Linked DNA regions of Homo sapiens: all the other regions are linked to region 1. Evidence: chromatin loops called from intact Hi-C (ENCODE). Cell type or tissue: heart right ventricle. All regions are shown on one strand. Links, peaks and the distances in the headings refer to the core of each region. The heading gives the core; the rest is flanking DNA. Region 1 holds the start of LOC124903167 (a long non-coding RNA gene). Region 2 has its middle 28 kb from the start of NRAD1. Region 3 overlaps LOC105370182 (a long non-coding RNA gene). Region 4 holds the start of SMIM2-AS1 (SMIM2 antisense RNA 1). Region 5 has its middle 31 kb from the start of LACC1.

Region 1 (4,877 bases), core at 490-4,489:
CGCAGGGCCCCTTTCTCCCTCCACGGCTGCCGTGGTAGGTGGCTCCACGCTGGCCGAATGGAGACAGCGCCGGCATTTCTACGCGCATCAAGAGCAATCATCATCATCTGAACTTAGGGATGCACTGGTTCCACAAAACATCTTATTTTTGTGCTGTGCCCACATTTAGTATAAATGATTTTTCATCAGTACATACCATAGCTTGCTCGATTTTGTTGTCAATAGCTACCACACTTGCACCAGAGGAGCTGAAAAAGAGGAGGGAAAAAGGTCATCGATAAATGGAATTTATCTTAAGCTTCCAAGATAAAAAGGATCTCCCAATTTTGTGATATTGCTAGCATCATATTTTGAATGTTATTTAACACTATGTAATGTATCACCCTCCAGAAAATGCCAGCCCCTCTCTTACTAACGAATATCCAGGCATCTCCCTATTTTAGTAAGCCACAAAGGACTAAATTACATAATGTGGGGAAAGCCTGTTCTCTGGCCAGACTTGCAAAAATAAGGTTTTTTAACATTTCGAAAAACAACATCCATGTCACCATAATCTCTCAGCAATGGACAAAGGAATTCGCCTGGCTATCTTTCACCTGTATTATTATAAGTATCCCACGAATAAATTTAAAGAAACTATCTTAGCCGACATTTACCTATTATCAAGTCTCACAGAAGCGTTTTCAGTCCCCAGCAAGGATGACAAGAAAGAAATTGAAAAATGTCTCAGTTGGTAAACTCCTAGATCCATCGCCACTGGTCTACACCATTGGGATTTCATGCAATTGCAGCCAAAAACACCCTCGTGGAAAAAAAGAGGGAACACCAGCAGCCTTGTATAAGCTAGATAAAATCTTCTGGCTTTCCGCAGCCCAGGGAGAAACAGAAAACGGCAGCCCTAATTTAAAGAAACCCAGCTTCTAGGGCTTGATGATCCCAGGCAGATGCGGATCCCAGTGCCGTGAAGAGGCGCTTCCCAGATCCGCAGCCGGGCTCCACTCAGCTCTAGACCAGGACTCCCAGTCTTAGTGCAAAATATATGCAGGAAAGAGCTGCGCCGATTGGCCGGCACGCCACTGGGACCGCCCCCTACTCCCTTCCAGGTCCTCCCGCTTCCCTGCTTCCCCGCCTCCCCCCACCCCCACCTCCGCCCCCATTCTCCAGATCCCGCTCGTGGGGTGGGCTGGCCTGGCGCGGGCCGTGCTCAGAGGGAGTGGGGTGCTGGGTTCGGAGGTTTCCACGGCGGCCTCAAAACACTGGGCCATTGCTTCGGCAGAAAATGTGAAGGGTCCCTGAAAAATACTATGGGGGCCCCCACACGTGCTTACGTTTAAGGGAGTCAGACCCCGGTCCCCGGAGCTGTGTCCCGCGGCTGCTTAACGGCGAAAGCTTCCTATTTGTAACCCGAACCGTCTGAGCTACTGGGCATGCCCAGTCCCACCACTGTAAGACTTCGAGTGTCTTGATTTCAATTATCTAGTTCTTACCGGCAGCGGTACTGGGAGGATTTTATAGACGGTTTTATTTTTAAAGATAATAATCACCCTGCAATCATGTATTTTTTTAATTTTAGAGGAAAAAAAATCACATTTGCTCTTTGAGAGATACTACCTTTTGTTTTATAGAAACAAAACAAAAAACATTATATATTCTTTGCTAGGCATGAGGGAAAGACTCCAGATAAAATCCAGGATCTTCCCAAAAAGCCCGTAGAGCCACAAACCTTAAAATCACATCTCCCTATTAGCATCTTCTCCCTAGTAACTAAATATGCCTTCTTCTATTTAGACCCAAAAAAGTCAATCCACAGGTTGAATTCCACATAAATCTATTTTTAGTTAAGTCCCTAAGGCACGTTTTTGCAAGCTGAGTGACAATTCCTCTAAGACTCAATCCCTCAATCCTATGAGCCTTCTTACATCAGAGGGATTGAAATATTATAAAGTATGTATTCAAAGCATACAAATCCTTGAAGTTAGTCTCTGCCCATTTGCAGTGTCCAGAACCAGAAAAGGGAGGATATAATGGTGGTTAAAAATAGTTAAGCAGCCAATAGATGCTGTAGGCTCACCTCTGTTTCACCCTCTTGGCCACACTGACCAAATAATTCCCTTCTCCAAACCAAAATCGAGAGATGTGGGTATAAAATAGCTTAACCCTTTCAAAATTTCCTATATTAATTTAAAATACTTGCAGGGATGCATCAATTAAGGCTACAATTTAATATACTAGAAATCTAAGCCCTGAAGTTTGCTAAATTATAATACAACATAAACAGTTTCCAAGTCAATACATGCGAGAAAGAAAACTTAACCTCTACAATACTGCCCTCTAATGGCATAATATAAAAACCAAAAAATCTACAAAGTACTTGGGGAGACCTCTCTAATCTGTAGATAAAATTGTGTCATCACAAATAATTCCAACATAAAATCTGACCGTAGAACATATATATGTAATACACGCACATGCACAAACACACACAGTCTTCTCTCCAAAATAAGCATCTTTCCTCAAGCAGCATCCTTTTCTAAAATTGCCATCAGATCCATTTAGACAGTTTTTAAGTTGACTCAATGCTGGTAGTGGGGGTAGGTAGATTTGGTTTTCAGAAACTGTCCAAAGTTATTAGGAACCAGACCAGATCGGTAAGCACAGTAAATGATGAAGACCACAATTCTCTTTTGGGTTAAAAACCAAAGTGTGACCAACTATAAAGTGATGAGATTCCCTTTTTACTGAAAGGTTCATATTCTCCAAATTTTAAGGCTTGGCTTTTGAATAACAATAATTGTTAACATATTTATAATTTATAAAAATTACATATATTAACTCATATGATGCTTTAAAAAAAAAGATACCCATTTCCAACAAAAGGAGACTAAGTAGAAGCTTAGAAATCGTAATTATTTGGGAAGCTGGCATGTGGTCCCTATGTCTATGAATGCTAACCAGAATATTATTTACTACATGATAGTCTCTATATTTTGAAAGTTAAAGTTATACCTAAAACTATTTGTATGCTAAATTCCATTTACATGTTTTAACTGAATGCCAACTTCATGAAAAAAGGGTATTAAAGCACCATTTAAGCTATAAAAAGAGCTTTAAAAAACAAAACTCTAAGGTCATATAAAAAAATTTTTAAATTCCAAGCTGCAGTTTTAAAAAATTACTAAATTAACTGAATTTATTCATGCCGTTCTTCAACATAAACAGAAAGCTGTTTTTATTTCAATCATTTTAACTGATCATCCATTGTATCAAGCAAGAGAAGCAAATATAAGCAACCATAGTCTATTTAACCCATTTTCCTATTGAAGGACATTACAGTTATTGTTAATACTTGGATATTTTAAATAAAATTGCAAGGAACATCCTTCTACATACATCCTTGAACATGTATGTGTGTGTGCACACTTCTGGAGAATTTGTTGAGCCAAAGGATAGGCAACTAAAAAAATGATTAGAAATCTAATTTTCTCATATATTTCACATAAATATGCTAGATTCCTTTAAAACTAGACTTTTGTATGAAAACTGAGAAGACATAATTTGAAAAAGAAGGCAAAGGAAATGGAAAGCTCCATGGAGGGAAAACCCTTGGATCAGAAATGTCCGTGGCACAAATGGCTAGAATTACATTCAAAGGCTCTTCTAATTGCAAGACAAACGATCCATATGTCTGGTGCCTCATCAGAGCTCACTGAGACTTGCTGACAGGGCAGAGAAAAATACTACAAGGCTTCCAGGAGAGATCCTTAAAGCCATGGACCATATAAGTCTATTTCAGGCACTGAGCAAAGATCAGGAGGTATCACCTCAGTGGGAACTCATACACATTAAACAGCCTGGACAATTGAGATTGAGGTATTTTCTAGTGTTGTCTGCCTAAAAGCCTTTTTACACAGATTCCAATTCAACTGCTACTGCATATTGGTAGCAAGCATGACAGGATAGGAAAAGAGGAACAGGCCTGAGTGTTTCTGTTTCCTGTAACATGTGCTTTTCTTCCAAACTTAATCTGACTTGGCCAACACCGGTACAGTTGGAGATTCAGCACTGAAATAGAGTAACCTCTTTCTCCCCCTATCCAAACTCCTTGCAAATCTAAAACAACTGCCAGGAAAGAAGCGAAGGCACATTACCCTGTACCTGACCAAATCACTGCTGTCTAAGGACTCCCACGTCACCTCCATTTTTCTAGTTTACTCTCACTAGGCATGGGAATATACTTACCAGGTTTAACAAATGAAACTACAGGACTATCAGTTAAATGTGAATGGCAGAAAAACAACAAATAGTGTTTTAGTGTTGGGTCCCACACACTGTCAAAACAAGAAGAAATGCCAAAGAAATGGCTGTTAAATTCAACCACAATTTACATTTCCTTATCTCCACAGAAAGGCTGGTTGGAAAAAGCTTCCAAAAGAGTAGAACAGTGGCCGGGCGCGAGCGCGATGGCTCATGCCTGTAATCCCAGCACTTTGAGAGGGTGAGATGGGCGGATCACTTGAGGTCAGGAGTTCAAGACCAGCCTTGCCAACATGGTAAAACCCCGTCTCCACTTTAAAAAAAAACAAAAACAAATAAATTAGCTGGGCGTGGTGGCACATGTCTATAATCCCAGCTACTGGGGAGGCTGACGAAGAATTGCTTGAACCCAGGAGGCAGAGGTTGCAGTGAGCTGAGATCGCATCATTGCACTCCAGCCTAGGCAACAGGGCAAGGCTCTGTCTCAAAAAAAAAAAAAAAAAAAAAAAGAATCGGAAAAGAAAAAGGATAAATCTAGGAGGTCCAACATCAAAATAGGATGCATTTCTATTTTGGAGAGAGAACAGAAGGAAGAGAATTATCAAATAATTTAAGAATTGTTC
Region 2 (4,877 bases), core at 396-4,395, 390 kb before region 1:
GAATACGACACTCTGAGATCACTAGAAACATCACAAAATATAAAGGAGTGGTTGCCAATTTGCTCTGGTTTCATATATCTATATTATGCAGTCCAAGATTGCACTGGTCTTTTGGGGAGCTATGTCACATTGTCACCCTCTATCGGTCATCTCAAACCATTAAGTTTTTTTTCATGAAACAGTTGCTAACACCATAGCTTCCTATTCTGGAAGAGGATTCTTCTTCTGTTGCTGGATTCTTACATTTTTTGATCTTGAATTTAGAATACCACATACATCTCTGAGAAATTTAGCCTAAAAAATGCCTGCCTGGCTTTTGCTTGTGATTCTGTTGTCCAATCTTTAGTTCTTCCTGCTTTCTAGCATTGGCATAATTAAAGAGCCTGTAGCCTCCCAAAGGTCAGGCTTTCTGCGTTGCCTGTGCTCCCAGCACATGGACTGTCATCAAGAGCATCCTCAGTTGAATGTTTATTGGGCAAATTTCTAAAGGCATGCCTTTTATATTTCTTTCAAGTTATTAATTAAAATGTGAAAAAAGAACAGAATGGTTTAGCTTTCTACTGGAAATGTCCCTCTTTTGGTATCTATCTATCTATCCCAAATCCAGCACATTTGGGTTCAGTTCATTTTTTTCTCCTTCATCTTTCAGGAAATTTTGCTATCATCTAGATACACTGCATTTATACTACAGTACCAATTTCAATGAAAGAAATGAGTTTAGACTGACATAACCTAATATTAAGAAACCCATACAGGCTCCAGGTGATCACCAGTTACTCTTCCATGGCCCCCAAACCCACCACTTACGGGCAGATGTTACATGATCTCCCTGGTGGACACTCTGGTAGGGAAAGAATTTGTAGGAATCAATTGTGAAATTGCATTGACCTTTCTTTCACATTGCCACAGCAGTCAAGGATGTGTGTGGGGAAGTTGAAATAAAGAAGCAGCTACAGAAAAAAAAAAGAAAGAAAACAAAAACCTTAGAGGATGTATTTTTAAAGGATGTAATTTATGTGTCTATTTTGGGGGTACATAAATTCTCATCTTGTTTAGAAAAGCATCACATATCCAGTGCATATCCAAAATATGCACATTGATTATTTATAATGGGCAATGTTCAAGATGGAGCCTTCCTCCCCTCTTTAAGCCAAAGGGTTATTTGGGCCAAGAGGGTGCTGAGTGGAGGAAGCAGGAAGTCAGGGTGGGAGTTCACTATGCTCCATAACCCCTTTGAGAGCCCCATCGAGTTAAGAAAGCATTGGTTACATCAGCACTGCTTTTTTCTCTATTTATGTCACGGGTAGTGATTCTGGAACACTGTGAAGGGCCTTCCTTAGATTTCAATGCCCTTTTAAAACCAAAGAGCAGGTGGCAATGGACCAAGCCAATAGCCACTTTCAATACAAAACAGCATGGTCCTTTGGTCTTGAGTGCCTTCAGCCAGAATCCATCAGCATAAAGAGCCACATTTCCATGAAATATACAGGATATTTAATAGCAATCAATGTATTTCCTACATGATTTATGGCTGCCCCTTTTCTATGGATTTTGGCAAGAAGATGGGAATTCAGATGTGGCTATGTATGGGGCAATTCAACAGGCTTGGAACATCATTTTGTTGAAGTTAATTTGAGGAGGCTGTCACTTGCCTCAAATCTGTGGCAGTTAGGATGTTTGTTATTACATCTCTTCTCTCCATACTCTGTAAACTATAATAAATTTGATTAAAGTGCAGATACCTCATGGAGATGTTATTTTTGCTCATAAAGAGTCTTTCTGACACTCTTAAATGGCCTTAAAAATGAACCTAAAATGTCATTTTGGGGATTTGTAAGGCATTAGAGAGTTGCATCCATCTCTTTCTCCTTCCCTTCTTTCTTTCTCTTTAGAAGTGCTTAGAAAAGCATAGCATCTTGGGGTCAGAATATCATTATAAAGCAAATTACTGCTAAAATGACCTAAATGCCAACCTCATAGTCTTAAGGAGTCCTTTCCTTACACTGTGTGTTGAACTGATTGCTTGAAAATAACTAAATCGTCCGGGAGCTTTCAATCATGTAATGCCTCATAGTTCTTCTGGGGACAGAGACTGAATGTGGCTACTTTGCAGAGCATGACGTTTAATGATGCCAAGTGTCTTGATGAGTACTGTTTGATGAATAATAATAATAAATAATAATAATACCCCACAAGCATTCGCTGACTGATGCATTTAAGGACTCTGAAGAAACTCCTGATGCATCAATTTCACTGCTTCTCTATTTCTCCACCAGATGGCAGAAGAAGGGCCAGGATATTGACCCTGAAATTTTTTTTGATTCTTAGATATTAAATATGAGATGGTATCAAAGGTTGGAAGTGAACATTTAAATATATTCCCATAAATTTATGTTTATTATAAAATCATAAAGCCATTTATGATTTATTATTTATTATTTCATTATAAAATATATTTCCTACAGAGAAATATCTTGAAATAAATAAAGGGTGTGGAAAACTTTGATACTGTGTCAAAGGTTAAAAGTTAAGCCAGGCATTTTAGACCAGGGGATGTATTAATACTTTCTCTGATATCCTTACGAAATGGGCAGTGGGACAGAGAACCACTTAGTGAAAGTTTTTTTACCCATCCTCCTTTTGCACCTGGAAATGTAAATAAGAAAGATGTATGGATATAAAAGATGGTGTTTTATCCAATGCTGCAATGGCTCTGGGCCTTATAAGAATTGCATTCCCTGCCAGACACAGTGGCTCACGCCTGTAATCCCAGCACTTTGGGAGGCCAAGGCAGGCGGATCACGAGGTCAGGAGTTCAAGACCAACTTGGCCAATGTGGTGAAACCTCATCTCCACTAAAAATACAAAAATTAGCTGGGCATGGTGGCCAGTGCCTGTAATCCTGGCTACCTGGGAGGCTGAGGCAGGAGAATCATTTGAACCTGGGAGGCAGAGGTTGCAGTGAGCTGAGATCGCGCCACTGCACACCAACCTAGGTGACAGGGTGAGCCTCTGTCTCAGAAAACAAACAAACAAAAAAAACAGAATTGCATTCTGTACTCCTATCCAGTGTTATTTTGAGGATAAACTCTTAAAATTTATCTCACAGGGTAAAGTGTGTAAGAAAATTAAAAGGGGTAGTCAGGGACCTGAGGGCCATCAGCCAACACAAAGAAGAGTCTGAATTCTTAGAGCTGGTGAATGTTTAACATCTTGGCATTGTTCAGGGTTGCCCAAGTTTATTTAGTAAGTTCTTAAATAAATGGAGAAGAATGTTTTATTACTCTCATATAAATGGATTTAAAAGAGAGATCTAAAAAAGACAGTTTGTTTCAGCCAGAAAACAACTTCATTCATATTCTCATTGGTATTTCTCTCATCCATATCTAAAAACCAAAGCACTTCTCATGGATTTACATAGTCTGTCTTTTGAGATAAATGGTCATTAGATGACAATTTAGAGAGAAAAGGAGTGAGGTGAAAGAGATTGTTTTGAGAGTATCCTTTTTAGGCAATAACATGCATACTAGGAATGAAAAATTAATTTTAAGACAGTGGTTTTAAGATTTCTTAATCCATATTTGAGTAGTATATTTTAGGAAGTATATACACACATATGATATTTTACTGCACAGCCTCTGGGTTTTCTGAGGCCCTGGCTTAACCCTTTTCTAGTTGCCATGGCTACGAGGACACAAATACAACATCCATACCATGAGCTGGATCTATGAGGAAGAATTTCCAACTGTATACATAGTATGTGTATTTGACCCAAGCTTTTCAGAAAGAATTTGACACAATTTTAAATGTAGTAAATTGTCTGTGTGAGTCATACAATGGAAATAGCGTATGCAGCTAGGAAAATGTAGTCTCATAAATGAACCAAGGGGAAAATAACATTGGAACCCCGTTCTCTCTAAAACCTCCATCTTGCCTTCCCTCATCTCTTCCTGATGTAAAGAATGTCATAGAAAACTTGAAGAAAATCATTCTAAGCTTTTATTTTTTTCTTTTTAAAGTTCAAGCCTAAAATAAATGATTATTTTCAAGCAAATCATAAATCTGTAATCTGAGATACTGGTCTTGCAAAAACACTTCAACGCTTCCAATTACTGGCTGTAAACTGCTTTTCTAAAAACCCTCTTAAATGTTCACTCTGCATTCTGAAAGAAGAACACAGACTGAAATTTCATCGCCATTTGCTCTGATTCCTAACTAAGGTGCTCCTCACACAGAATCTCCAGGAAGCAGAGATGGATGGGTAGATTTTACAATGGAGAGAGGACCGGTCCACTCTCAAAGTTCCATCCTGGACATTGAATAGCATCTTGGGAGGAACCAAAATGGGATCCCACTCTGGGTAAGACATGATAACACCAGCAGTGAGATTCCTGTGGATAGGGGAGTTTTCTTGGGCAGGGGTGAAGAGATACAGAAGAAAAGCAGGGAAGTGTGAATGCTAGGGATACAAAGAGAAGCCCCGGCAGGGAGCCTCACACAGATGCTTAATAAATGCTTTTTGATTTGACTGAATGATCAAAGTGTGGTGTTAGCGTCAAGCAGTCTTAGCACCATCGCATATAAATGCCTTTGGCAATCCACATGTCGGTTTATCTGGGGGCGGGGGTCAGGCTGTCGGAAGGGATGCTGTGCCCTTGCTTGATGTGAGTGGGCAGCCAGGGCCAGCCGTGGGAAGGGATTGAATCGTGGCGTCCTGTTCTTGCAACAGCCACATTCCTCATCGGAAGCTTGTACTGAGTGTTTGTCCTGCAAGCAGGAGCAGTCTGGGTGCATTTTTGAGATTCTGTGGGAGTTGCTGCAACTCAGACCCTCGGTTTTCTGATGTCCAAAAGAAGGGCGATAGTAAACAAGTAATA
Region 3 (4,877 bases), core at 296-4,295, 450 kb before region 1:
AATTTTGCGCTTGCTACAAGGTTAAGACATTGTAGTATATGCATAGTCAATCTCTTTTTCTCCTACTCTCTGGAAAGGAAATTTTGTCCACTTAGCATTTTCTTCTTTCTCCACCTTATTTTTCGGAGTATGGTAATCAGTGAAGAAAAAAAACAAAGGAAGAAGGAAGAGGGACAAAAGAGAAGTGGCTGATCTGTTTGAGTATCATTGTGATGTCTTTGGTTGAGAGTAGAAAAGCATATTGGGGAGGAGAAAGCCTTCAGGAGCTATTACAGTGTGAGAATTAGAGAACAAGATGAAAAAGGTGGGATACAGAGACTATTTTAAGATGTGGTGCTGTGGGTTAGGAATTGTAGGTTCTTTAATGTTTTCTGAAAATGGAGAGCCAAGGCTGAAATTACTCTGTAATGCCTTTTTGTTGCTGGGTTGTTTCTGTGAATGTGACACTGGGCTGAATTGAACCACAGTGAAATCTGGAATTTATTTGATTTGCACATAAATGGGATTATATCAACCATACTGCTTTGTAATTCCTTTTGTCTTGAAAATATGTGATGGAGCTTCTATTTGAGTCAACCAATATGAATTACATGATTCTTTTCAGTGGATGCATAAAGTCTCTTGTATGAATACCTCGTATCTTTTTGAACTAGTCTCATGTTGGTGGACATTTTGGTTGTTTCTAATTGTGATGAACATCTTGTGTATACTTGCATATTTATGTAACTACCTCATTGGGATAGATTCTTGGATATAAATTTTCTGCATGAAATGGTATGTACGTTTTACATTTTATTACATAACACCAGCAAAAAGTCATGCTGATTTATATTCCTCTCACTGTATATTAAAGTCCCATATCCACAAAATCTCATTCTTATCATTTCTTATTAGTTGGTGAAGATTAGCACAATTTTGACAACATATCTACAGTATACACATGAAGAAGCTGAAACCCAGAGAGATTGAGGGATTCTTGCCTAAGGTGTTAGAACTGATAGTTCTAGTTCATCGGCCTCTTTAGAGGTGTCATTGCCTGGAAGATCCAGATGATAATATGTCCATCAGGCCTTACAGAAACCACCCACAGGGAAAAGGAAGATACTTAAAACTGGCAAATGAAACAATTTCCAGTTCAATCCATCTGTGTAACAAGGGCATACACACCACTGTGACGAGATGATGTGTGTAAAAGTGCTTTGTAAATCACTGGAGATTGAGGCACTGTTTGGGAAAACAATTACCCCTTTCACCTGGATAATTAGGACTGTGTATTTAGCTAATAGACAGGAATTATAAATGTTTGCTGTTTGACCTTGCATTTGAGTGTCATTTTTATCATCTGCAACTCGATAGCTAAATTCCTAGTAAATGAAGCATTTATTATAAAAAGTGCTGACACAGTACTAAATCTGGACCACTTTTCCTTGTGATAGCCTGATGATTAAAGGCCAGAATGTCCAATTCTGTGCTGTCTCATAGCAAATGTACTATAGGCAGTGTTCTTCCGCTGTTAATCCGTGTCCCCAGGTTGCCTCTGACCTTGACCCAGGAGGCCTGTTGACTCCATGCTCATTTATACTCATTTTGTCTCTAGAAACACTGATCCAGACAGCTCTTTCTGAGTTTATTTTACTTGCTCCGGTCCTGCTAGACTCTTAAGGATTTCAGGCACCAGAACAGCTGTGTTTAACCTTGTCCATTAAGTCCTTACCCAAGAAACCCGTCTGAATTGGTGATGTTTCTGAAAACACAAATGAGGCCAAATTACAAGTGGAGGAAGCATCTGGGTTAAAATAAACTGTCACCAGACAAAAGCTATCTCCTTCCATTTTCTTTTTTTGTAAGAAAAACAGGTTACTAGCTATAATCTTATTCTTAGGTAAAATGTGCTGTTCTAGTCTTTTTAAAAGCACTTGCCTCAGAATTTCTACTCAGCAATAAGAAGAGGGGGCAGACCCCGTTATCTGCTTGTAGTAATAAAGATCCACATTTATCTTCTGCAGTTCTGGCTTTGGTATTCTTACTTTGAACTGGAATAGCACAGGAAAAGTGGATTGAGGACCGCACAATTGGAGCATGACTTGTGTTGCCTGGTTACTGAGACTCTCCAGAGATTAGATTGTCAGGGTACTTAGATGCACAGAAAAGCAAACAAACAAACCTCCTACCTTCCTGGTAATTCTTTTATGAGGACAGGGCAGCTTCTAAAATTGGAAACCTAGATTAGGGGAGAAAATAGTTTCTATTAGCAGAAGAGGATGAATAGTAATTATCTTCAACGCTGTCAGGTGGCCTCACCATTTGTGAGTCATGGTCAGTGGGAAGTGGCCACACTCAGTATGAAGGGTTTCATGTTGCTTTAATTCTGGGGACCCTCAGATGATGCTGCACAGGCCTGCTGATCTTCAGAAGCTGCTCTACGCATCTGCAATAAAAGAGAAGACCTTCTAAGTCACTCACTGGTTTTGAAAGAAGTAACATAGAAGCAGGCTTTTAAGTATCCCTAAGGAGGGCACTATAGGATTTGTATTGGAAATGGATCTGAAGACTTAGGAGAGACTAGAAGATTAGAAATGCAGAGAGGTCAATTTGCTTCCACCAGCTAGTTTATAACTAAGTGTTGGCCACATTATCTGCTTTTAGCTCTGTGTCTTCATTGCCCTTCTCAGTGTTCTTTTTCCCTAGGTCACAGAACGTTTTCCTGAATCGGATTCTGGGTTAAAGCTGCCAGTAGGAAGAATTCACATGAGATTTCAAAGGTGGAAGAGAAGGAGAAGGTGTTTTTTTCTTGCAACAGTTTGGCTGGGGAGCTGAGATCTTCACTGAGGGCTTCCTTTGGCTCCGGGTTCCCGTGGACAGGCAGCCGATGTCATCAGTGGTGGCTTCTCTGTGATCACTATACCACCAGGTCTCCTAAAGTGGCCTTCTTGACCTTTGCCTCCCCAGCTCTTTCAATGGTTATGTGAAACTCTAATTATGTACATTAAATATCTTTCAGCTCATAATACATAGAGTCATTTCCCTCCCCACATATGGAGTAATTCTGAATGACATAAAGGCTTAAGCACGAAGGCCCAAAACCTTGGTCACCTATGTTGATAAATCTGAATTTTGATTAGCGCCAAATTATAGACCAATATATGTCTTACAGACGTTAAAAAACATATGGTATAATTTCATTTTTATAAAGTTCAAAAGCAAACTAATTTGTGATTTTAGAAGTAATGATGAGTGTTTATGTTTGGAAAAGGCTGAGCAGGGTGGGGACTTGATGGGCCATGAGAGAGGCTTGAGATGCTAGTAATACTTGATTTCTTCATCAAGGTTGTGCTTAGATGGTTGAGTTCTTTTTGTGATAATTCATTAAGCGAGATCATCATAATATGCCATTTTTCTTTCTTTTTTTTTTTTTTGAGATGGAGTTTCACTCTTGTTGCCCAGGCTGGAGTGTAATGGCACGATCTCGGCTCACTGCAACCTTCACCTCCCAGATTCAAGCAATTCTCCTGCCTCAGCCTCCCAAGTAGCTGGGATTACAGGAATGTGCCACCACACTAGGCTAATTTTGTATTTTTAGTAGAGACAGTGTTTTTCCATGTTGGTCAGGCTGGTCTCAAACTCCCGACTTCAGGTGATCTGCCCACCTCAGCCTCCCGAAGTGCTTGGATTACAGGTGTGAGCCACCGTGCCTGGCCAATATGCCACTTTTCTTTATATATATGTTAAAATTTAATAGAAAATTAATTTTAAAAAATTTAAGGCTGCTAGGAAATTTCATTTTCCTTGTGCCAATCCTAAAATGACAATTTAATTATTGAATCCAATCTTACTCTTTGACAGATGATACAACTGAGACAGCAAGAGACTAAGTAACCTGCTCAATGTCAACCTTCAAGCCCAGTTTTCCATCCATTTATAACCTGGTTTAATGTGAGAATTTTAAAAATCAATTTTCCTAGTTATCTTTTTTCCCCATTTTTTTTTCTATTTATAGTCAAATGGAAACAAACTTTGCATAAAAATAGATGGGAAGATTGACTCCAAGCTAATTTGTCATCTCAGGCATTACTTAAGAAATGTCAAAGTCTCTAGTGAAAAGATTTATGAGTAATATCGGTAAAGAATGTGCCAAACTTGCCAAGGTATTTAGCATTTAGGAGTAGGAAGCAGAAGAGCTGCTTCAGCAGTGATTTGGATGTGACTGTAAATCAAGCAAAAAAAGCCACATGTTGTAAAATGTCACCAAGAAAGGTAAGTTGGGTATTGCTTAAAAACTCACACCAGTTTTGTCCATTTGTCCATTTCCCACAGCTTCTGCTGCCATTGAGCCACCTAGGTAGTCATCCCTGAATTCCTCAGGCCTAAGAGGCCCATCAGCTTAGCATTACTTTGCCTGCTGTTCTTCCCCAGAGAATATGGGCTGACTGGTAAATGCCCCTCAAGTGAACCCTATGTTCCAGGGAGTTCCACCAAAGGAGGGCTACTTCCCCGGAGAGCTGAGGATTTTATAGTTAACAAAGGACAAGAAGGTTCTTTCTGCAGAGTGCTTCTCCCGGCTCCCCCCGGCCCCACCACCAGGGCCCAAATCTTAATATATTTTACGACATTCTAGGTCCATTACAACACACACATGCTTGTAGTCTTTTAACCCATTACTTTCTTTTTTTTTCTTTTTGTTTTTGAGATGGAGTCTTGCTCTGTCGCCCAGGCTGGAGTGCAGTGGCGCGATCTCGGCTCACTGCAACTTCCACCTCCTGGGCTCAAGTGATTCTCCTGTCTCAGCCTCCCAAGTAGTTGGGATTACAGGCGCCCACCACCATGCCCAGCTAATTTTTTTTTGTATTTTAGTAGAGATGGGGTTTCACCATATTGCC
Region 4 (4,877 bases), core at 297-4,296, 330 kb before region 1:
TACCTGGCCTGTGCCTTCTTGCGAAAAGCTCTTTGGTGTGGCTGGCCAGACTTCAGAACTGCATGTTTCTGTTGAAGAAAAAAAAGTCTGAGTTAGGAATTTAGTCTCACTTAGACTCAGCCCTTTGGCCTGAATGCAGAGAAAGAAGTCCAAGTCCCTGAAGTCCAGAGAAGGAAGAGTTTCTGGAGCTAAGCCAAGGTGACCTTTCAACAAGGAGCACCCTTTATTGAGGCAAAGAACAGAATCTTTGCTCTTTTGCTGAAGGTGCCCCCTCCACTTAGAAAACTGTTTCCCCCACTCTCCCCTTGGCCGACTCCTGCTAGGCATTCATAAGTCCCAAGTCAGGAATTGCCCCTCTAGGACACCCACCCTCCTACCTCCTGTGTTCCCACCACACCCGTGCTTTCCTCTGACATCACACTTGCCCTTTAGGTGACTTCTCTCCTGCTAAACTGTGAGCTACTTAAGGTCAGCATTCGGTTTTACTCTGCTAAGAATCCCTAGTGCTATAAACTTCATAAATGTTGAGTGAATAAATGAACAAAAGTGGCCAATCCAAGCCTTTGTGGGGAGTATTAGAGTAGGGTTTAGATCTGGAGTACAGAGAGGGCCAGACACCTCCTACCTGACTACAGAAACTTCCCCTCTCCTCTGCCACCCCTCAGACTTTGATGCTCTTTCAGTCATTGGTAGCAACGATACCAGAAATGCCTTAGGAGATTCATCTTTGTCTGTGAAGCTGGAGGTGTCAAAGGAGTTCTGCTCTTTGCTTTGGGTTCATGGTTCATTCCGGGAGGCTGAGAGCTGAGGCTCTGCCCTGGTGGGTTCCTAGCAGAGGAGAAGGAAGATGCAGTTTCAGAATCCCACCTGATTATATTTACTTCGGCAGTTATGGCTAAAGGTGCTCTAGGTTGGGGAAACAAGAATCAGAGGATGCTTCCTTCCCATTCGACAGTATATATCAATCAACACGACTTTCTTGAGTTAACCCCAACATCTTCAAGTACGATTTAGAGGCAGCCCAGAGAACCTGGTGCAAGCCCTGAGCTGACACAGTGCAGGATGAGAAGGCAGACACTAGGGAAGGAAGTTCATCTCTCTGCAGATACTGTAGGTAACTGAGTGTGCATGGGGCTACTGCCCTAGCCGGGCCATGACCCGTTCAACTTTCCACCAAATATCTCTCCTCTGCGCCAGCTTCTGAGGATTGGACAGAAGCCAGGTGGTGCTGCAACCATGAAGACCCATTATTTGCTAACTTGGGCTACTCTCCTTTTGGAACCCTCACCTGCAGGTGACCCCCATGCTGCACAGCAGGCTCAGGGTGGTGGTGGAGCCTCCTGTGCACGAAGCTCCTGTGGGGTGCTGCTGCCCTGGGCTCCCTTTTCCTCATCTGTGTGCTCTGTCTGTTTACTCTTTACCTACGGATTCATGAAACACACGTGAAGCAAATTGGCAGCAGGGATTGGTGGCCAGACAGATCCAAGGTTGAAGTCCCTGATCTTGTACTTGCACAAGTTGTCTGTTGTCCCTGGGCCCTATTTTCTTTATCTATCCAATGAAGCTAAAAATCCCTACCTTGCAGGTTGTTGTGATGATGAAAGCTGTTTCTCGACCTTAAGTACACATTAGAATTCCCTGGCGAGCCTTAACATGCCAATGCCCTGGTCCTACCCAATCAGTCTTTGGAGAGTAGACCCAGGCACCAGTATTTTGAAGATTCCTGGGAGATTCCTAAGCGAACCCTAGGTTGTGAACCCTGGGTTACAGACAATGTGTATAACCTGAGTGACATACTGCTTTCAGAATAGACTATCCCATTAATAAATGATACCAATATTACTATAATATTATTGCTGCTCCTAATCTTCCTTCTGCCAAGAAAGGAAGTACGGTTGTGGGCCTAAAATATCCAAACTGTAAATAACAGAGCACATATAAGTGACATCACTAGGCTCCAAGCTGCTCAGTGAGATAATAACAAGAGTGACTTGAAATAGCCAGTCAGCTGTGAGGACCCCAGTTCTTTAAAATACGTGCATGCCATCTCTCACGTCCCTGCCTCATCCAGCCTGGGTCTATGCCAGTAGAAACTTTTCCAGTTAAAGCCCAGTGCCTTTATTTCCAGTACTGATTGTCACCTGGGAGACAGCTGTCAACTTGTGCAACCCAAGTTACCTTTGCTCTGCAGTAAATAGATGAGTCACAGTTGGTCCTAGCAGGTCAAGGAACAAGCAGCCCTGGGCCATCCTGTCTGGTGGCTGAGGCTGCTGAGACAATGCCCTTGGTGCCTATGAAGGAGTCATAAAGTTGGGCTTGACACTCTTTAAAGTTATCTTAGTTTGCTGATTGTTTGGCTAGAGGGACTGGTGTTGAGCCCTTCCTGGCTGTATTAGGGCTTTGCATGATAAGTGTAATTAGGGTGAGAGGAGGCTGAGCAGGCTTCAGTGTCTGAGGTGGCAATGGGTCAGGCAGAGCAGTGCAGGTCATTGACCTCAGTAGAAAACCCCCAAGCTGCACTTTAGATACCAGGTCCCTTCTTTTTCCAAACTAAAAACGTCCTGGGTGTTGGTAGCAGAAGGGCCGACTATAGGTTAATGTTGCTACTTATCCTGATTTGTGGGGCAGGGAGGGCTAGCTTTAGTTTTAAGCCAAATGTTTAAATGTTTCTCAAATCTATCTACCTCTTTACCTCCAAACCACCCAAGTCTGGGCCAGAATCATTAAAAGATGGTGCACTTGTGCCGACTTGACAGCCACAGCCTCCCACCAGGATCCCCACATTCTCTCCTGCCTCACAGAGCAGCCAAGATGATCCAGCCTCACCTCAGGTCAGACCATTTCACTCCCAGTGTGAAACCCTTCCGTGATTCCTTGATACTTTTGGGATCAAGCCTGACCCTTTGATGTGGTCTCCAAGCCTAGGTCAGCCTGACCATCATCCTCTTACCGCCTGACATTGCTGCAGGTGGGTGGAAGGCCTCGGCTCCTCTCAACTCCAAGCTTCTTTTCCTTTTAGGTATTGGAACCACATTCTTCCACCCACCTGGGGCACTTTCTCAAGCAAAACTCTCAGCCGCCTTCAATTTTGAGCTTAAACTTTACTTCTTTTCTTCCTCCCCCTAGAGTTCCTCACACATGAGCCCCTTGAACTCTGAGTTTGGGATCCTAAAACTTCTTAAGCTTTATTGTTACCCCTTACCTAACCAGAATCTAAGTTCCATGAAGGAGGGACCTCATCCATACTCCCCATGCCAGTGAATACATTTCGAGTAAACCCCAAAAGTATTTGCCAATGATAAGGTAAAAGCAGTGGGTTTCACAAAGGACAATACCATTTGCAGAAGAAGCACCACATAGCAATAAAAACCCAAATGGTTATCCAGATTATGTAAGGGCCACAATCATGGGCAAGGTCCCTATCATGTGTAAGAGACAATGTGAGTTATTTTGTCTATATGAAATATGCCTTTTGTTTGGTAGTTGTCATTTTTTCAAAGAACTTTTTGCTAGGCTATCGAAAAGGTGAACGACTCAGGAGAATGGGCATTATAGTTGACGGTTATTTAGCAACTACAGTGTGCCAGGTCCAACAACCTTATGAAGTAGGTGCAATTATTACTGCCATTTGGTGAATAAGGAAACTGAGATGCCTAGGAAATTAAGTAATTTGCCCAGTGCTATACAGCTGATCGGTTGAAATCGTATCTGAAGCCAGGCACTGCCATTCCCAGGCAGGCACCCATTGTACTGTCTCCCTGTGGAACTGCAGATCACCTTCCAATATTGAGGGTCTTCCACATTTGCCGGAAAATACCATGGGCTGAAGATGTGCAACAGGCTTTACCTCCCTCTCTCAAGAGGTGGAGCTGGTTCATGCCTCAGAACATAAAAGGGTGGGGTTTGATTTCTCATCTTTGTGAATTATTTCTGAAGAGTTTATTGTATAATCAGTGACTAAGTAATTGTGGCCACGAGGAGATACAAAGATGTTTCATTATGGATGGTGTAATATTTAACTTCACGGAAAGGACCCGGGGCTCTGTGGCTTCCCATCCGTCTTGTGACCCGGAATCATGGTGATCTAAAAGAGCCCTGTGACTCTGGGAAATTTGTTATCAAAGGATGTTAGCCACAAGTCCTGTTGGCAAATGGACCCCAGGTGGCCTGCAGTGCCAAGCTGTTTCCCTGCCAGCCTCCCAGTCTGGCCCTGACTCTCCAATGTAAGTGAGGGGCACAATGGAAATGTTATTTTAGGCCTTTCCACTTTAATTGCATTTCCTACAAGAGCGTCTGCGGGTTTTTCTTCATTTTGCTGGTGCCTCCCATATGAGTGGAGATCCACTGAGCAAGGTCATTGACCTACTAATTGTTAAAGGCATGTAGAAGCTCGGAGGGCTCGGTTCTCAACAATATCCTAATTATTATGCATTGGTTAGATGTTCTCTTCCCCATACTGTGTTATTGGGTTCATACTGGCTTCTAGTAGTAAAATCACTTGCTCTCTCTCTTAGCATGGTGACAATTCTGTTGTGATTAACTCTTTCCCAACTTCTTGAACCTGAGAAATATATTATTCTATTACAAGGAGTTCAAAAATCGTATATATATTTTTCTCTTTTATAACACACTTCTATGAAGTATCAGACATTTCATTTGCACTTTCTCATCTAACCTTCGCAACATCCTTATGCATACTTATTATTATTGTGTCCACTTTATAGAGGGGAATATTGAACAGAGGATTTGTTTGTTTTGTTTTATTTTGTTTTTAAGTGACTGACCTATCAAATGTCACACAACTAGTAATTAGCAGACTGGGTTATAAACTCAGGCAACTGGCTTCAAGCTTAACTACTTCATGCTTAACTACTGTA
Region 5 (4,877 bases), core at 402-4,401, 530 kb before region 1:
GTTTGTGCTATATATAACATATTGTTATATATATATAATTTATATATAAAAAACTCAAATACTATAACTGTAAGAAATTTTTACATATCATTTTTTTTAGATAAATAAACTAAAACCCCAATATAAAGTCAGGAATGGTAGAGCTGGGAGAGAGGTCTGTGACCTCCTGGGAATCACTCGACAGTTAGTGTGAAACTAGATGCCAACTGTCTTGACCTTTGGATCAGAGCTTTTTTCATCACAGAGCTTTGCTTCATTGAATAATTTATTTACACATTCCACTCATCCATTTATTCTACAAAAAAAATTTAATAGCTCCTTCATGCCTGACACAGTGCTCAAGTTTGTAAGTACAAATTTTGAGAGTTTGCACTATTGTAAAGAATTGAATAACAAAATTAGATAAACTGCCACCAGGTGGCATAAATCCTCATACTGGCAAGGACGTTTGTAGGTAATTTGTAGTAACTATTCAGTTTTTCCTCTTAGACTTTTTTTTTCTTTTTCAAATTCAGATGGTGAGAACTGGTCTGAATGTACAATTCAGTCTTACTGTTTTCCATCAAGGTGTCACCAATCTTCCAGTCTCCCAGGCAGAAGTTTTTGAGGTATGTTTTGGTTTCATCTTCTACTTATTGAGTCACAGCTTATTCAGATTGGCTACTTTCCTCATCTTTAGCTCCTTTATAAAAACCTTCAATTTAGCAGTGTCAGGGAAAAAAAAAACTACCTTGGGTTGTTCTTAGCCTACTGCAAGTTCACTGCTGCCTCTGCTCCTGCTGTTCCATTTCCCTGAAATTCCTTCTTCTAAACTCTTTCATCATTGACTCACCAATGTTCAACAAATATTTGAGTGGTTGTTATGGTGATGCTGATATATGAAATGCCAAACTATATACTTTCCTCACATGCCAGCATCTGCTATGTCCCTCCCTGCCCTTCTGACAGTAGAGAAGTTCTAGTAGGTTAAATGCGTATACGATCAAATAATTGCTATATTAGGGGCATTTACCAGCCATCGTGGTGACCAAAGTATCAGCTTTGCAGAGGTGATCAAGAAATAAATTGGTCCTTGGTTTAGATATAGAGGTAAGTCAACTAGTTTAAATGGATACAGGGTCAAATATTGTCCTACACAGTGAGATAAAATGCATTGGCACTTCAAGTCTGACAATTTTAGACTCTGAAATTTTAGATGGGAAGAAGGTATGATGCATATAGGCAAGTGGCCAAAGTTGATTTTAAAAAGAAAGGCTGAAACCAGATTAAAAGGGCCCTTGAAGGACATGCAAAGAAGTTAGGACTTTATCTTTTAGGCATTAGAACCATTACAAGATACAGAAAGGGGATGATGTGAACAGATTTGCATTTTAGATCCTCTCTGGCTGGATGTGGCATGGATTGGAGAGAGGTGAGACCAGATATGTGCAACCAGCTGGGAAATAACCCTAGAGTCTGGGTGGGTGGGGATGTTAAGGCCTGAACCAAGTAAAATCTGTGCTGAAGGAGAGGCAGGGATGGATCTGAGACAGTCAACAGAATTTGGTGAGGAATCAAATATGGGAATAAGGAGAAAGTACTTTGTGACTGCCAGGTTCCTGGCTTAGGTCACTGAGTGAGGAGTGATGCCTTTAACTAGGCATAAAAGGATACAGGAGGCTGAGCAGCTTTTAGGGGGTGGTGGTGGTAGTGGTGGTGGTGGTGAATGTTTTGAGTTTACTTTGAGATGACTGTATGATTATTTGCACTAATCAATTTCATACATTAATATGTAGGTTAGAATGAAAGGTCTCAGTAAAGAAAACTTTCTTACTACCATTCATTCATCAATCGATTTGTCAGCCAAAAGTGCCTCCTTTATGTCTTATAAGGAGTTAGGTGCAATGGGTATTATGAACCTTACATCCCAAATTTTCCAAAGTGGTTTTATTTTTCTACAGTTTTTATTTTTGACAAATGCCATTCATTCAATATTTACTTAATATGACTAAATTTTTATGTCTTGTAAGACTTTTCTTACAAGTTAATAAATCACTAAAATGTTTACAGTATGAATTCTGCAAGTAAGGTATTTGTAGCCTAATCCAGAAGAACTCCATACTCACTAGAGAACCATTTAGTGGTAAACTGCAATGTTGTAAGGTTTCCGGGGCATCCAGAAAGTGGCTCTCATTTTGGGTAGGAGGAATTAGGAAGGGCTGCACCAAGAAGCTAGAACTGCAGCAAGGATCTGAAGATAGAACAATAGCTGCAAAGTCAGACAGTGGGTGAAGAAAGCAGCATCAGGAAAAACATCTGGTTCGAATGACTTTGGTGCGTTCAAGGGAGATTGAAGACCTTGGCCTCTCTTGATTAGCCTTTTGGCTCAGTCACAGAGGGTGACTAAATTCATCTGAGGGGGGTTGTATAATTCCTATTACTACTTTCTTTTTTTTTTTTTTTTTTGAGACGGAGTCTCGCTGTCGCCCAGGTTGGAGTGCAGTGGCGCGATCTCGGCTCACTGCAGGCTCCGCCCCTCGGGGTTCACGCCATTCTCCTGCCTCAGCCGCCCTAGTAGCTGGGACTACAGGCACCCGCCACCTTGCCCGGCTAATTTTTTGTATTTTTTTTTAGTAGAGACGGGGTTTCACCGTGTTAGCCAGGATGGTCTCGATCTCCTGACCTTGTGATCCGCCCGCCTCGGCCTCCCACTACTTTCTTATATGTATCTTCAATTTGGGATCAACTTTGTGATGATTTGTCTAAGGTATAATGAAAATTTTTACTTCTGTGGTTTCCAGATTCTGTTTTTTCATTCCCTTCCTGGCATTTTTCAATTTGCATCTCATTTTGATTTTCAGCTTTTCTGACCTTAGTCATAAAAGCTTTTGATAAATTTTAGTATTACATAATCACCCTTGTTTCTCCTTTTAGTAACATCCCCATTTGCCTGTGAGGTCCACATGTAGCCTTTTGAGGTAATACAATTGAAACTTTTATTACAATTAACTGTGAATAATAAGATAAAATATATCCTCAAGAGCTGTAAATGAAATAAACACTTGGTACTGAAAATCTATAATGTAATAAGGATATATAATAGTGCCTCCTGCACATTCGATAAATGTAGTAGACATTCAAGAAACATTTTCAATGGATGAATTTTACACAATAACCTAAAGAAGACTGCATCTTCTTTGTTAAAAAAGTTTGTTCTGCCAAAGCAAGAAATACAGCAGGAGGCTCAGGGCATAATCTGCCAGGCCCGGTGCTTCTGCAAATGATTTCCTCTGGTTTTGTCCTCAGTCAAGGCAAGCTCTGGCTTCCTGGTGCTCTGAGGTGAGATGAGGGTCAGGGACCTGGTGTGTCAACTCCCTTCTCTCCAAGCGGCCCTAGTTCAGGGATCTGTATGAAATGCATCAAAACATCAGTCCAAGTGGCTGACATCCACTTCAGCTATTTGTTTGCAAATAGGAGTTCTAAATGCTTTGAAAACAGTTTGTTCTTTAAAGTTGGTAAGCATTCCTTTTATAATTTGTCTACACTCTTTTTGAACAAGCTACTAATATTACTGATAAAATAAAATGAAAATTCAACTAGCCTTACTTTGATGGTTGGTCATAAGTTCAAAATAATCAAAGTCCAAATTAATGAGATTTTATTATCTATGTATACAAGTTTACCTATATAGGCTTACATGTATGTGAATTAAGAATCATAGCAATTTAGCACTGGAAGGAAACATAAAAAAGAATTCTTTCTAAACCCTACATTTTGCAAATGAAGAGATATGTAACTAGTAAATTGTTCTTTTTCTTGCACCCAAGAGACTAGTTCTATATTTAAACACAATCCATAAATAGCCTCCTTTACAGATATAATTTGCTGTGATTTCACGGCTCTGCTGAGCACATTACATGTTACGTAATGCTTTTACTTCTATTAGCTGTGTCTTAGCATCTCCTATAAATCTGCAGCCTCTTTGAAGGTAGAGATTATATTTATTTTTGCATTCCCCAGAGAACCTGCCCCAGCCCTATCCCCACAGCTGATTCTGGATTGAGCATCCAGCATCTGCAGGTGGCCATGAGCCTATGCGGAAATCAAGGAACCAGGCTCTGGGTTCCTGTGGGTCGCCTGTGGGCTAGGCAAATTTTCTTCTGCTTCAGAACATCTGATAGTTTCTCTGGATTGCCTTGTTTGTATTTGGAGTCCTGTTGTCTCTATTCTTCACCTGATAGTTATGAAGCTGTGCCCCTATGCTGAGGCCCACCCATCCCATTGTTTTCCCCATCCCAACCTCAACTGTCTTAAACTAGACTGGATTTGCCATTCCCTTATTTGGGCACAAATTAGAATTGCTGCCACTTCTCCACCCTCTCACCATTGTGCCCTTCACCTCCGCGTGCTGTGTGGTAAATAACCCAGGCAGCCTGCAGTGATCCCACTCTTAGAGCTAAAGCTATTGCTTGCTTTGCACTGTTACATAACATAAATGAGTGCTCAATGATTTGAAAGAATAAATTTGGACATTAATGATTCACTTAACAAATACTTATTGAATACCTAATATATACCATACCACCATCACCTTATTCTCTGTGCTGGGATATAGCAGAGAATAAAACCAAGTCCCCGCCCTCATGGGATTACATTCTAGTCAGGGAGGTACACAATAAGCAAATAAACAAATAGACATATAATATAAAGTCACTGCTAAAAAGTAAGTGCTGTCACAAAATGTAAGGGAAGGGAATAGAAAATGACAGGAGGGAGTGCTATTTTAGACAGGATAATCAGGAAAGGCCTGGACATACTGACATATTGGAATCATCTGAACATAGATGGTATTTAAAGGATAGAGTAAGTGAGATCATCTGAAGAATAACGTGGTTAGT

What was found. Peaks named below come from ENCODE experiments on the same cell type or tissue, not always from the same donor. Only the 100,000 strongest peaks of a DNase experiment are listed, where the experiment ranks them.
Region 2: it touches region 1 in a loop (18-fold over the local background); 100 of 110 quality-filtered maps call a loop at or near these places.
Region 3: a loop joins it to region 1, with 9 times the contacts of the local background. A loop is called at or near these places in 10 of 110 quality-filtered maps.
Region 4: it touches region 1 in a loop (3-fold over the local background); 10 of 110 quality-filtered maps call a loop at or near these places.
Region 5: a loop joins it to region 1, with 7 times the contacts of the local background. A loop is called at or near these places in 93 of 110 quality-filtered maps.

What each region holds. Positions count from the first base shown.
Region 1 is chr13:44,435,848-44,440,724 of GRCh38, forward strand. It overlaps TSC22D1 (TSC22 domain family member 1), which reads right to left. Exons shown (of 3, transcript NM_183422.4): 2 at 197-248. It overlaps LOC124903167 (a long non-coding RNA gene), which reads left to right and starts at 1,357. Exons shown (of 4, transcript XR_007063778.1): 1 at 1,357-1,445. In heart right ventricle, for the core only: CTCF peaks have their summits at 2,345 (motif pointing left) and 2,547; a DNase peak (open chromatin) is centred at 1,074; H3K4me3 peaks cover 1,901 bases; H3K27ac peaks cover 2,330 bases.
Region 2 is chr13:44,048,377-44,053,253 of GRCh38, forward strand. No RefSeq gene overlaps it. Among named protein-coding and RNA genes, the nearest start is that of NRAD1, 28 kb to the left of the region's middle. In heart right ventricle, for the core only: CTCF peaks have their summits at 2,283 (motif pointing right) and 2,482; no DNase peak of the experiment used is centred there.
Region 3 is chr13:43,984,400-43,989,276 of GRCh38, forward strand. It overlaps LOC105370182 (a long non-coding RNA gene), which reads right to left. Exons shown (of 6, transcript XR_941918.3): 5 at 2,302-2,428; 6 at 2,179-2,221. Among named protein-coding and RNA genes, the nearest start is that of NRAD1, 35 kb to the right of the region's middle. In heart right ventricle, for the core only: a CTCF peak has its summit at 2,524; no DNase peak of the experiment used is centred there; H3K27ac peaks cover 2,117 bases.
Region 4 is chr13:44,106,390-44,111,266 of GRCh38, forward strand. It overlaps LINC00390 (long intergenic non-protein coding RNA 390), which reads right to left. Exons shown (of 4, transcript NR_132368.1): 3 at 703-828; 4 at 1-68. It overlaps SMIM2-AS1 (SMIM2 antisense RNA 1), which reads left to right and starts at 4,160. Exons shown (of 5, transcript NR_104065.1): 1 at 4,160-4,223. In heart right ventricle, for the core only: no CTCF peak of the experiment used is centred there; a DNase peak (open chromatin) is centred at 2,167; H3K27ac peaks cover 4,000 bases.
Region 5 is chr13:43,908,169-43,913,045 of GRCh38, forward strand. No RefSeq gene overlaps it. Among named protein-coding and RNA genes, the nearest start is that of LACC1, 31 kb to the left of the region's middle. In heart right ventricle, for the core only: a CTCF peak has its summit at 432 (motif pointing right); no DNase peak of the experiment used is centred there; H3K27ac peaks cover 633 bases.